Linked DNA regions of Homo sapiens: all the other regions are linked to region 3. Evidence: chromatin contacts called from ENCODE Hi-C or POLR2A ChIA-PET data. All regions are on one chromosome and are shown on one strand. The core of a region is the stretch at or near the end of the contact, and the rest is flanking DNA. Distances in the headings are between cores, read along the strand shown. Region 1 overlaps MAST4 (microtubule associated serine/threonine kinase family member 4). Region 2 has its middle 25 kb from the start of CD180. Region 3 overlaps MAST4 (microtubule associated serine/threonine kinase family member 4).

Evidence for each region. Hi-C counts contacts between places; a loop is a spot of excess contacts on that map. ChIA-PET counts read pairs that join two places held with the same protein, here RNA polymerase II (POLR2A). Pooled maps may share reads with other maps.
Region 1: a loop to region 3 is called in a pooled map, with 3 times the contacts of the local background. The contact joins two enhancer-like sites. A Hi-C loop is called at or near these places in 1 of 168 maps with a recorded cell type or tissue (naive thymus-derived CD4-positive, alpha-beta T cell) and 8 of 50 pooled maps. POLR2A ChIA-PET finds 5 or more read pairs at or near these places in 2 of 52 experiments (MCF 10A and activated CD4-positive, alpha-beta memory T cell).
Region 2: a map with no recorded cell type shows a loop between it and region 3 (4-fold over the local background). The contact joins two enhancer-like sites. A Hi-C loop is called at or near these places in 3 of 37 single-sample maps with no recorded cell type and 8 of 50 pooled maps. POLR2A ChIA-PET finds 5 or more read pairs at or near these places in 4 of 52 experiments (A673, K562, activated CD4-positive, alpha-beta T cell and 1 more).

Annotation. Positions count from the first base shown.
Region 1 is chr5:67,153,108-67,156,453 of GRCh38, forward strand. MAST4 (microtubule associated serine/threonine kinase family member 4) reads left to right here. Exons shown (of 29, transcript NM_001164664.2): 26 at 351-473. Among named protein-coding and RNA genes, the nearest start is that of CD180, 42 kb to the right of the region's middle. Within about 2 kb of position 1,569, at least 5 of the 41 ENCODE cell types and tissues checked have a DNase peak (open chromatin) inside an H3K27ac peak, as active enhancers do.
Region 2 is chr5:67,219,884-67,223,335 of GRCh38, forward strand. No RefSeq gene overlaps it. Among named protein-coding and RNA genes, the nearest start is that of CD180, 25 kb to the left of the region's middle. RefSeq lists an enhancer at 2,185-2,294. Within about 2 kb of position 1,973, at least 7 of the 41 ENCODE cell types and tissues checked have a DNase peak (open chromatin) inside an H3K27ac peak, as active enhancers do.
Region 3 is chr5:66,838,553-66,842,069 of GRCh38, forward strand. The region is part of intron 3 of MAST4 (microtubule associated serine/threonine kinase family member 4); the gene reads left to right. Among named protein-coding and RNA genes, the nearest start is that of MAST4-AS1, 160 kb to the right of the region's middle. RefSeq lists a silencer at 2,471-2,520 and an enhancer at 3,200-3,517. Within about 2 kb of position 2,024, at least 2 of the 41 ENCODE cell types and tissues checked have a DNase peak (open chromatin) inside an H3K27ac peak, as active enhancers do.

The DNA of each region.
Region 1 (3,346 bases), core at 319-2,818, 310 kb after region 3:
AGACATAGTCAAAGGCAATCCTATTTCCATCCTTCTTTTATTTTATCATTTTTTCCTAGCCTTCTTTTTAAAAATGACCTTCTCAAATCACCTGAAATGTTTTGGTCATTCATTTTTTTTTCTTTGTGGCTCTGGTACTTTCAGTCTGAATCACCTGAAAATTTCTAAGTACCATAGAAAGTTTCCTATTTTAGAATAATGATAGAATAGGAATAGTAAACGTACCTGTTAGATTTTCTATTAGAGGCTTAGGACATTTGCTAATTAACTCATTATTCTCCCAGAAGACACAGTAGGTGTTAGAGTAGTCATTTGTTTGCCTACAAATATCCTCTCCTCTTGGACTTTAGAATGTAGAAGAAGGAAGTCCGGCATGCCAGGCAGGACTGAAGGCTGGAGATCTTATCACTCACATCAATGGAGAACCAGTGCATGGACTTGTCCACACAGAAGTTATAGAACTCCTACTGAAGGTATTGTATGTTTTATGTCAGGGCCATGCTGATGAGACAGGCAGCCCAAAGGGGCTAGTACCAGGAGATTGATTTCCCTGTGTCACACCCATGTCTGATTACTGAGAAAGTATTCATTAGTCTCAAGTTTAAAGACAAAGATATTATGAATTCTCTGGTTTTATGTCATGAAATAATGTCCTTATATCTGCATACTCATTCCCTAATTTAATTTTGCTTCTCATTCTAAATTGTAAGTAGTAAGAATTCTCTTTGTTTATATACCTTACACAGTGACATCTATTTGGAGAGTCACCTATCCTGAAGGTGACTTCCTTCAGGAACTTCTAACAGGTTTCATTCTAGTATACTAGAAGACAAAATTGTATTAAACTGTGAGGTTTGATCTGAAGGTTTAGTCTGAGAATTAGAGTTCCTTTGAAAGATAAAATTGTAAATATATACACATGTACTATAAATTATAAAAAATAAGTGGTACTGAAAGAAGAAGTTCTAGCAATTATTAGGCCTCCCTCCCCACCATACAAATTAACTTAAACAGGGATCAATTTCTACTTAAAATGTAAGCAGAATATAGCCTATGGAGTAAGAAGGTCACAGGAAGCATGACTGTAAATGGAGAGAGAGAAAGGACACACACTGATCCTCTCAGATAGCTCTCAGATAGTTCTGTTCAGTTATTTGATTTGTCTTTTTCATTCTTTATAGCAGCGTTGTATTTTATGCAGAACAGCTCCTGCGACAGCATATCTCTAGATAGTATCATATGTCTGTTCACAACATTAGAATAAGAAATAATACACTGAAATGTATATATTGAGAAGTATACATTTGCTTATTTTGCTGAGACATAATTGATCACTTTCGTGATTTATTTTGTAAAGTATTTTAATAGAATTCTGTATTTTAAAACTTCTCTTCCTGCTTCTATGAAATTTGAATGTGTATTTCCCCTAGAGGACTCTGGCAAGGTCTCTTAGCAGACTCAGATGATCCCATTTCTATTGTCTTGCCCTCATCTGGCTACGGAGCACCTTGCACAACCCAAAGCCTTCATTTCTGGATGCAGTCGATGTGTGTCACTGAAACTGCTTAAACAGTGGAGTGGAGAGCCATTGGCACCCTTTGAAGCCACGGTGTACTCTGTCACAAATCCAAAGAACATCCTGCCTGTGTTCATAAAGGAAGCACTCAAGAGGAGTAAGCAATGTCATGAAACCAAGAGGATACAAGGGATTTAATTATCTTCCCAGTGAACTGTGTAATCATGCAGCTTCCTTCCAAATTTAACCAGTGACTCTTGAAATCAGAGTATTAAGTGACTAGTGTCAGTGCTGGGCTCCTGTGTGCCTTCATTGGTTTAACAGCAGGGAAGTTGGCTGTATTATGGTACTCTCGAATGCTGTTTACACAGTGTTTTATACTTGCAAAGGACTTTACGGAATGTCATGGCAGTCTTAGAGAAAGGTGGAGAAGTCCTGACAGGGGTGTAGGTGTATGTTTAGAACTGCATGACTACCTGTATAGTGTTTGTCTTTTGGATTATGAATATAGTAAGCATTTTCCATGTTTCATAGATTCACATATTTGGTCTTGTTTACCTTCACAACTTCAAAGTGAACCTGCTATGGGAGCACTATCTTCCATGCATAGGCAAACTTGTCCAAAGTCACTCAGCATCCTCGATCCATGGAATTATAAAATGTGATGGTTATCCAGTTCAGCTCCCCACTGGCTATATGAATCCCTGACAGTGTCCTCCTTCAGCTTCACCTCAAAGCTTTCCTGCCATGAGGAAAGCTTTTAGACAGCATCAGTCTTTCTAAAAACAACTTTTTAAGTAGACCGAGGTCATTCTTCACCCACTAGCATTACAGGTGGAGACGATACTTGGCCCAGTCCCATTACCTGTTCCAATTAGCCAGGCTTAACTTCTGTGATCTAAGAAACTTTCTTTTCAACCAAGTTGCTTTTTAAGTATAGCATTAGTTTAAATCCCCAATGCATAGGAGAAGCCGTAAAACTTTACCAGCCTCTGCTTCAGAAATTTCCTTTCCATGGACACTGGGGAGCTTCAGTGTACTAAAATGGGGGCCATCAAATAGCTTGATTACCATCCTCCCATATCTGTCAAGCCGCTGATGTGCACAGAGCTGATGTGCAAAATACTGCAAGGGCCAAACAAAAATGACACATAAGGGCCAGGCACAGTGGCTCATACCCGTAATCCCAGCACTTTGGGAGGCCGAGGTGGGGCGATCACGAGGTCAGGAGTTCAAGACCAGCCTGGCCAAGATGGCGAAACCCCATCTCTACTAAAAGTACAAAAATTAGCTGGGCGTGGTGGTGGGCGCCTGTAATCCCAGCTACTCAGGAGGCTGAGACAGAGAATTTCTTGAACCCGGGAGGCGGAGGTTGCAGTGGGCCAAGATAGCGCCACTGCACTCCAGCCTGGGCGACAGAGTGAGATTCCGTCTCAAGAAAAAAAAAAAAAAAAAGACACGTAAGGATAATAGTTAATGGGGCAAGCGCTCTTGATGCCTGCCACACTCTTGTCAATGGTTTTACGGGAATAAACGCATGTAATCCAAACAGTTACCTTCTGAGGTGGGTGCTATAAATATAAATGTTCCCATTTCACAGATGAAAAAAACAAAAGCAGAAGAAGATAACAAAGCAATCTAAGCTTATCTGCTGGAAAGGAGTATAAGATGATTTGCACCCAGGCGATGTAGCTCCGGAGCCTGCACTTTTTCCACTACCACAGCACACTGCTCTACATGTGTGCTGTACATACTCTCCAGCTGCCAGTAACTTAAAGTCTGCTGTTCACAGGGGGAAACAGTGGCCATACCAGGCTAAAATCAAAGTGT
Region 2 (3,452 bases), core at 723-3,222, 380 kb after region 3:
GGAATACAGGTTATTTACACAGACGATGCCTTTGGATGTTTGGAGATGATGTGTAAAAAAGAAAGAGGATAGTAAATCAGGGTCCTGGGGAGGAGAAAATGTGTGTGTGTTTGGATAAGGCCGACTCAGGCCCTTTCTGGTGTTTCCCAAGGGGAAGGACTTAAATAAAGAATAGGGGACAGAAGAGATGAGAGAGAAAATGACTGATAAACTCATAATTCGATGTGGGAACTAAGAAAGAAGCAGCTTTGGAAAGGAGGAGGAACCTCTGCCTTTGAGGTAGGAAAGAGCAAAGCACAGAAATGGCTCAGGTTGGGGCAACTTTAAGAAGGAGAGGAGAGGGTCAGGTGTGGGGGTTCATGCCTGTAATCCCAAGACTTTGGGAGACTGAAGTGGGAGGATCGCTTGAGGTCAGGAGTTCGAGACCAGCCTGGCCAACATGGCGAAACCCCTTCTCTACTAAAAATAGAAAATTAGTTGGGCGTGGTGGGCACATATAATCCCAGCTACTAGGGAGGTTGAGGCAGGAGAATCACTTGAACCCGGGAGGCAGAGGTTGCAGTGGGCTGAGATCGTCCCATTGCACTCCAGTCTGGGGGATAGAGCGAAACTCTGTCTCAAAAAAAAAAAAAAAAAAAAAAAAAAAGGGAGGGAGGGGATGCAGGAGAAGAGCTGGGATAATGTTCCTTGCTGGGCATGCTAATAAAATGGGGCTTCGGTCAAGGTGACTCAGCACATGTCGGGGGGATTCTGGGGCAGAGCAATAATTTGGTGGTCCTCAACTGGATCTTCTTTATTTGTCCAACAGCCATTTTGTGATGGCAAGGAGATGCCAATTTTCTCTTTAAAACATTGCATACCTATGTTTTACATACACTGAATATAGTATATCACTTAGGTGAAATTGTCTTTCACCTCACATGTTTTCTGTAGTGTTAGGCACTCCCATTTACTACATATGGAGAATGTTACATGGACAGTAACATTTTTTTCAAAAGGTATTTAATGGCTGTTTTGTAAAATCTCACATCCATGAGAGCAAAACATTTTCTTTAGTTCTTTGGTCCACTCTCTCTCTCTCTCTTTTTTTTGAGACCGAGTCTCGCTCTGTCGCCAGGCTGGAGTGCAGTGGTGTGATCTCGGCTTACTGAAACCTCTGCCTCCTGGGTTCAAGTGATTCTTGTGCCTCAGCCTCCCAAGTAGCTGGGATTACAGTCAGGCGCCACCACACCCAGCTATTTTTTTTTTTATTTTTAGTACAGATGGGGTTTCACCATGTTTAGTGAAACACCAGGATGTTCCACCAGGAGATCACCAGGATGGTCTTGATCTCCGGACCTCGTGATCCACCGAGCTTGGCTTCCCAAAGTGCTGGGATTACAGGTGTGAGACACTGTGCCTGGCCATTTTTTTTTTTTTTGAGATTTTTTTTTTTTTTGTCTGAACCAGACAACTTCCTAGGAGACTTATTAGAGTTAATTGCATTGAGATAATAGAGTGAGCAACTGTGACTGGTAAATGAGACTGCAGCTTGCATTGTGCAGTGTCTGTATTTCCTTAGCTCCTCAAGTGTGCCAGGATCACCAGATCTATTCCCAAGATCTGTGATTCTGTCTGCGCTGAACCATCCAAGGTGCTGGCGTCTGCCACAGAGAAAGGTCTTGTCGTGCAGAATGCTTTTAACTTTACACATTGGTAAGAACCAGGAGTGGGCTGCCATTTGGCTGGCGATGTGAAGAGTGTCATGTGGAAAGCTGAAGTCACAGACAACATATTGCAGATTTATTTCCCTGTTGGTTTAGTTCCCCTTTCTGATATATTGGCAGCTGTAGTAGCTGGCCCGCTCCTTCATCTGAATTTGGATGGGGTTTGGGCTCAAAATGGAATTGGTTTGCTGTCAATATTGCTGAGGATGCAAAAGGAGGTCTCTTCAAGGTAAATGAAAGGACCACAAAGCCTCAGACAGGAAGCTGCAGATCTGTGGCAAAGGCAGAGACCAGAATGATTGTCTCAAGAGGCTAGCAGGGTGAGCGTGACTGAAATGACAGGCCTTGCAGGCTCCTGTGGGGCCAGACTTGCGTGTGGACTGATGGTGGCCGGGGGTGGGGGATGGCTGGGAAGGGAAAGAAAGAAAACTAGAAGTATAGAAGTACGGGAAGCTGTAATCAGATTTTGGAATTCTAGTCTCTATTATTGTTGTAGTGAAATCTTTTCAAAGTCTCTTTTTTTAAAGCACAGTTTGGAGGCTGGGTGACTCAAACTTGTAATCTCAGCACCTTCAGAGGGTGAGGCAAGAGGATTTATTGAGGCCAAGAATTTGAGACTAGTCTGGGCAACATAGTGAGACCCCTGGGCCACATACAGAGACCCCATCTCTAACAAAATAAAAAATTAGCTGGCTGTGGTGGTGCAGCTCTAACTACTCAGGAGGCTGAGAGGGGAGGATCACTCTAGCCCAGGAGTTTGAGCTATGACTGTGCCACTGCACTCCAGCCTGGGTGAAGAAAGAAGACTCTGTCTCTAAAAAACAAAAAAGCAAAGTACAGTCCTATAAAATGATAATTTCAAAAACACTTGGTCTATGATATGTGAATTGCTCCGAGGACTATCACCATAAAAGTTTCATGTCACTAAAACACTTCCTGTTTCCAAATTGCCTTTGGTCTGATGTGAACATCCAAATTGTAATACAGTTGTGGCAACCTCCAAAATAATGCATTTCTCACATGATGGAACATGACACATCACTTTACCTTTCATTTTACTTTTTTTATTAATCATAACTGAGTAGCATTGGTCACTTATACCTATTGACGAGAGAGGCAGTCTTTCTGGATATATTTACATCTTATTAAAATCATATAATTAGCATTCGAAGAGGGAGGAGACACATCATGATGATTATGGCCATGGGTTAAGCTCCCTGGGTCTTGGTTTCCTTATTGTAAACTCCGGAGACTGATGGTGGGTGGGCTGGAGAGTTTCTAAAGCACCTTCCCCTTTTTAAATGTCTGAAAACATGACAAAAGCTAAGATGGTGTTTAGGACTGCGTTTGAATGTTTCTGATAAGCAGGCAGGAGCACAAATGTCTCAGGTTGGGATTTGTATTTGCTTGTTTTTTTTGTTAGGAAAATAGGCCATTTGTATCATTACCTCAAAAAACTCTTGTGAACTGCAAGAAGGCAATTATTGTCCATTACATGTTTAAAGCTCCCCGTAGCTGGGATGTACATTTCTAGGCTGAATACAATAGAGCTCTTTAGAGAACACTGGGAGGCCTTATATAATCAGTGTGAACAATATATTTACTCTCATTTTGTGGGATTTAGGATATGGCATTACTACTTTAAGTGATTCTGGAGGCTGTGGGTTTTGCTTCCTTGTTTGCTATGGATTGTGTGATGTTACTGATGTCCAAGATCTAGTGCAAGAACCTATGAATGGCATGTGT
Region 3 (3,517 bases), core at 774-3,273:
AGACAGACAACAGTTTCTGAAATAGCAAATGCTACAACTATCATCAGTCAAGATACAGGGGCCTTGAGCATGGTGCCCTGCTCTGCGGAAGGAAGCCGGGAAGCCTTCATGGAGGTGGAGATATTTCTGCCGGATGGTGAAGGATGAACAGGTACTGATTAGGCAAGATGAGGATTCTAGGCGGAGGAAGCAACAGTGTGTGCAAGGTGTGGTGGCTGAACAGGGTGCATCTTTTTCAAGGAATTGCAAATAGTGCATGTGGGAAGCAGGAAGTGTTTAGCAGAGTCTCAAGAATGATGCTGTCTGTGTTCAGGGATTTGGGCCTCATAGTCTAGCAATAGGAAGCCATTGAAAGACTGTAATCAGGGCATAGAAATATTTTATCAACTGTGAACTATTCTGTCAACTATTAATGAAGAATGCTTAGGAAGAGGCCAAGAAAAGAAGTAAGATAAACAGCTAGGAATTTAGAAATGAGGAGGTGGTAGATGATGCTGCTGGACCGAGGTGGTGACAGTGAAATGGAGAAAGGCAACTGAAGGTAGAATTAACAGGACATGGTGACCTGTTGATGGTTGGCAAAAGAGAGATGGAAGAAGCTTGAGGTGACCTTATGGTTTCAGGAGTTAGGGATTAGAAACAAGAGCAAGAGATAAATGTGACTTGGATGCTGAGAAGAGAATTAGTTCGTTCTGTGAATCTTGAGTTTGAAGTACCTGTGGAAGCCATCTAGGTGCAGATGTTCAGTAAGCAGTTGGATATGTAGTTTTAAACTTCTAAAGAGAGCTCAAGCCTGGAGAGAGACTGTAAAGTTACCAACTATAATAATTAATTGAACTAGACTGTGAATAAAGAGAAAATGCAATTTCTCCCAGACTCATAGATTTCTGTTAGAATGGTTTTCCAGAATTGTACCATAATGTGTATTTTAACACTTATTTTGCAGGAATGGTTAAAATTACATGGTGCACAAAGTAGTTCTGTGGTTTAGTATCAGGCCTTGAAAATAATATGTCCAGCTTTGAAGATGTGTAGGTTTTTTTTTTCCCCAAATTGCTTCCAACTTTGACAACTTGCCTACAAGTCTCATTCCAATACAGTTTTTGAAAGGCAGAATGAAACATCTCAAACTAGAGGCTGTAATGGAAAAAGCAATTTATTTTTAAATGAAGATGATGAGGTTGGTGTACTGTATTACTTGAACAGTGAGTGAATTTAAAAGAGTGAGATTACATCAAATTCAGCCAAGATTTTTGTTCCATTTGAATGGAGTATCTGTAATTGAAGATGGGTGTTCAACTAAGAAAAACACATGACATGTACATTTTTATCAGTTTTCTTGCACTCTGTTTCCAGTTTCTTTGTGCATGTGTGTGTGTGTGTGTTCACAAAGCCATTGCATCATATTGACAATTTTTTTTTTTAAACTGACGCGTTCTTGGGCAACAAATGAGAATACAAGCTTAATTTTACTAGCTTCACTTTTTTTTTGAGCTTTGGCCTAGTAGTTTAGTATGTTGAGAATATGCACTCCTCAGGAAAGTGGTAGGAAGTCAGACGTAGAATCTGTAACAACTAGCTCAAAATGATGAGAGAAAACATTAAATATTTTCTAATTGGAAATTTTAAAATGAAAATTTTTTAGCTTTGTGCTAAAATTTAGAAGCTAGGTCTAGAAATATTTCATTTTATATTTTTATCTTAACATTTTTCATGATGAGATAGTGATTGTTTTATCTTTTTTAATTACCTGTTTTCTCAATTTTAGCATCGTTGTGAATGAAGGTAAAGATTGAATTATATTGATTCAAGATTGATTTGACTCTATTTTTTCTTTAAAACTATATTCCAAATATAGATTGTTAAGCTCACAGATTCATTTTCCATTTCTGTTTAGCAATCAAGCTAAGAGACAATATGGTTACTATGAATCAAACTTGGGTAGTGTGATAGATTCAATCCTTAAATTTTTTACTTCCTGTAATAGACATGTACATTCATTCCTTGCTTGGCCTCATGATAGGCAGAGCCTGCCCTCCACCTCTTGACTCTGGGCTCAGCCATGTGACTGTTCATTGGCCAATGAGCTATTAGTGGATGTATCATGAGCAGAGGCTTAAAATATGCTTCTGCAGGTTCAAAGTCTTGTGCTTTGGTCATCTATCTTGAGAAGAATATACCCAGGGTAGCTACTGCCTGTTTACTCTGGGTCCCAGAACAAACCTCTGTGGAGCTGACCTACGTGAACCTGTAGCCTGGAGTCAAGACCAACAGACCCACATTCTCCCTCTAGACCTACAAATGTGAGAATAAGCCACTAAGTTTCGTAATGAGTTGTTACCCAGCTTTATGATGACAAAGATGACTAATATGGGGGACAAGCATATGTTGTGGTTAAGAGCACTGAAGCACACTACTGGAAGCACTGAAGTCTATTAAATTTCTGTTTGAATGTTGGCCCACCACTTATTGGCTTTATTTTCTTGGGCATGCTGTTTTCTTCTAAGCTTTATTTTGCCATCAATAAGATATATTACTTACCTCCCAGGAATGTGGTAAAACTAAATAAGATGTGTGCATGTAAATTACTTAAAGCAGTGTGAAGCAGAAAGTAAAAACACCACAAGTTCCTAATAAGTTGTGGCTGCTGTTACTGTTGTATTTGTAGACAGCTGAGCCTCCTCTTCTCCTTCCCTTGCATCATATGGCTTTCCCAAATTCTACATTTGTGACTCTGGAGCAGGTTAAAACTTTTCTGAGGCTTAGATTCATTTTCTGTAATATGAAGATACTAAAAATTACCTGACAGGATTATTACAATGACTCTACCAATGGTAGGCAAATATCTAACTGTCTTAGTCAGTTCTGGCTGCTCTAACAAAATGGCATAGACTGTGTGGTGTGAACAGCAGACATTTGTTGCCCACAGTTCTGGAGACTCAGAAGTCTAAAATCAAGGTGCCAGCAGATTTGGTTTCTGGGGAGGGCTCTCTTCCTGGTTTGCAGACAGTTGCCTTCTTGCTATATGGTGAGAAGAAATCTCATGTCTTTTCTGTTTTTAATAAGGGCATTAATCCCATCATGAGGGCCCCACCTTCATAACCGAATTTAATCCTAATTACCTCCCAAAGGCCCCATCTCTAAATGTTAATACCATCACTTTGTGGATTAGGGCATCAACATATGAACTTTGGGGAGGGGGATACACACATTCATACCACAGGGCTAGCTCTGGCGAGGCAAATGGGTACTTAATAAAAATAGCTTTATTATGTTCACAATTCATATATTCCTGCATTCTCTTATTTACTCATTTCTTTAAGCTGAGTTTTCCATGCCTAGTTTTTGAGTTTGTATTATGAGCCATACGTAAGGCCTTGTACTTTTGACTTAATTCTTGGTTTCTAGCAATCCCTGTTTACATTACAATGAAATAAGAAAGACTGTGGAAGGCAGGAATTGAAGGAACAAAAGTGCTGCAATTAGGAAGGCATGATATATTAATAAGGTCATTCAA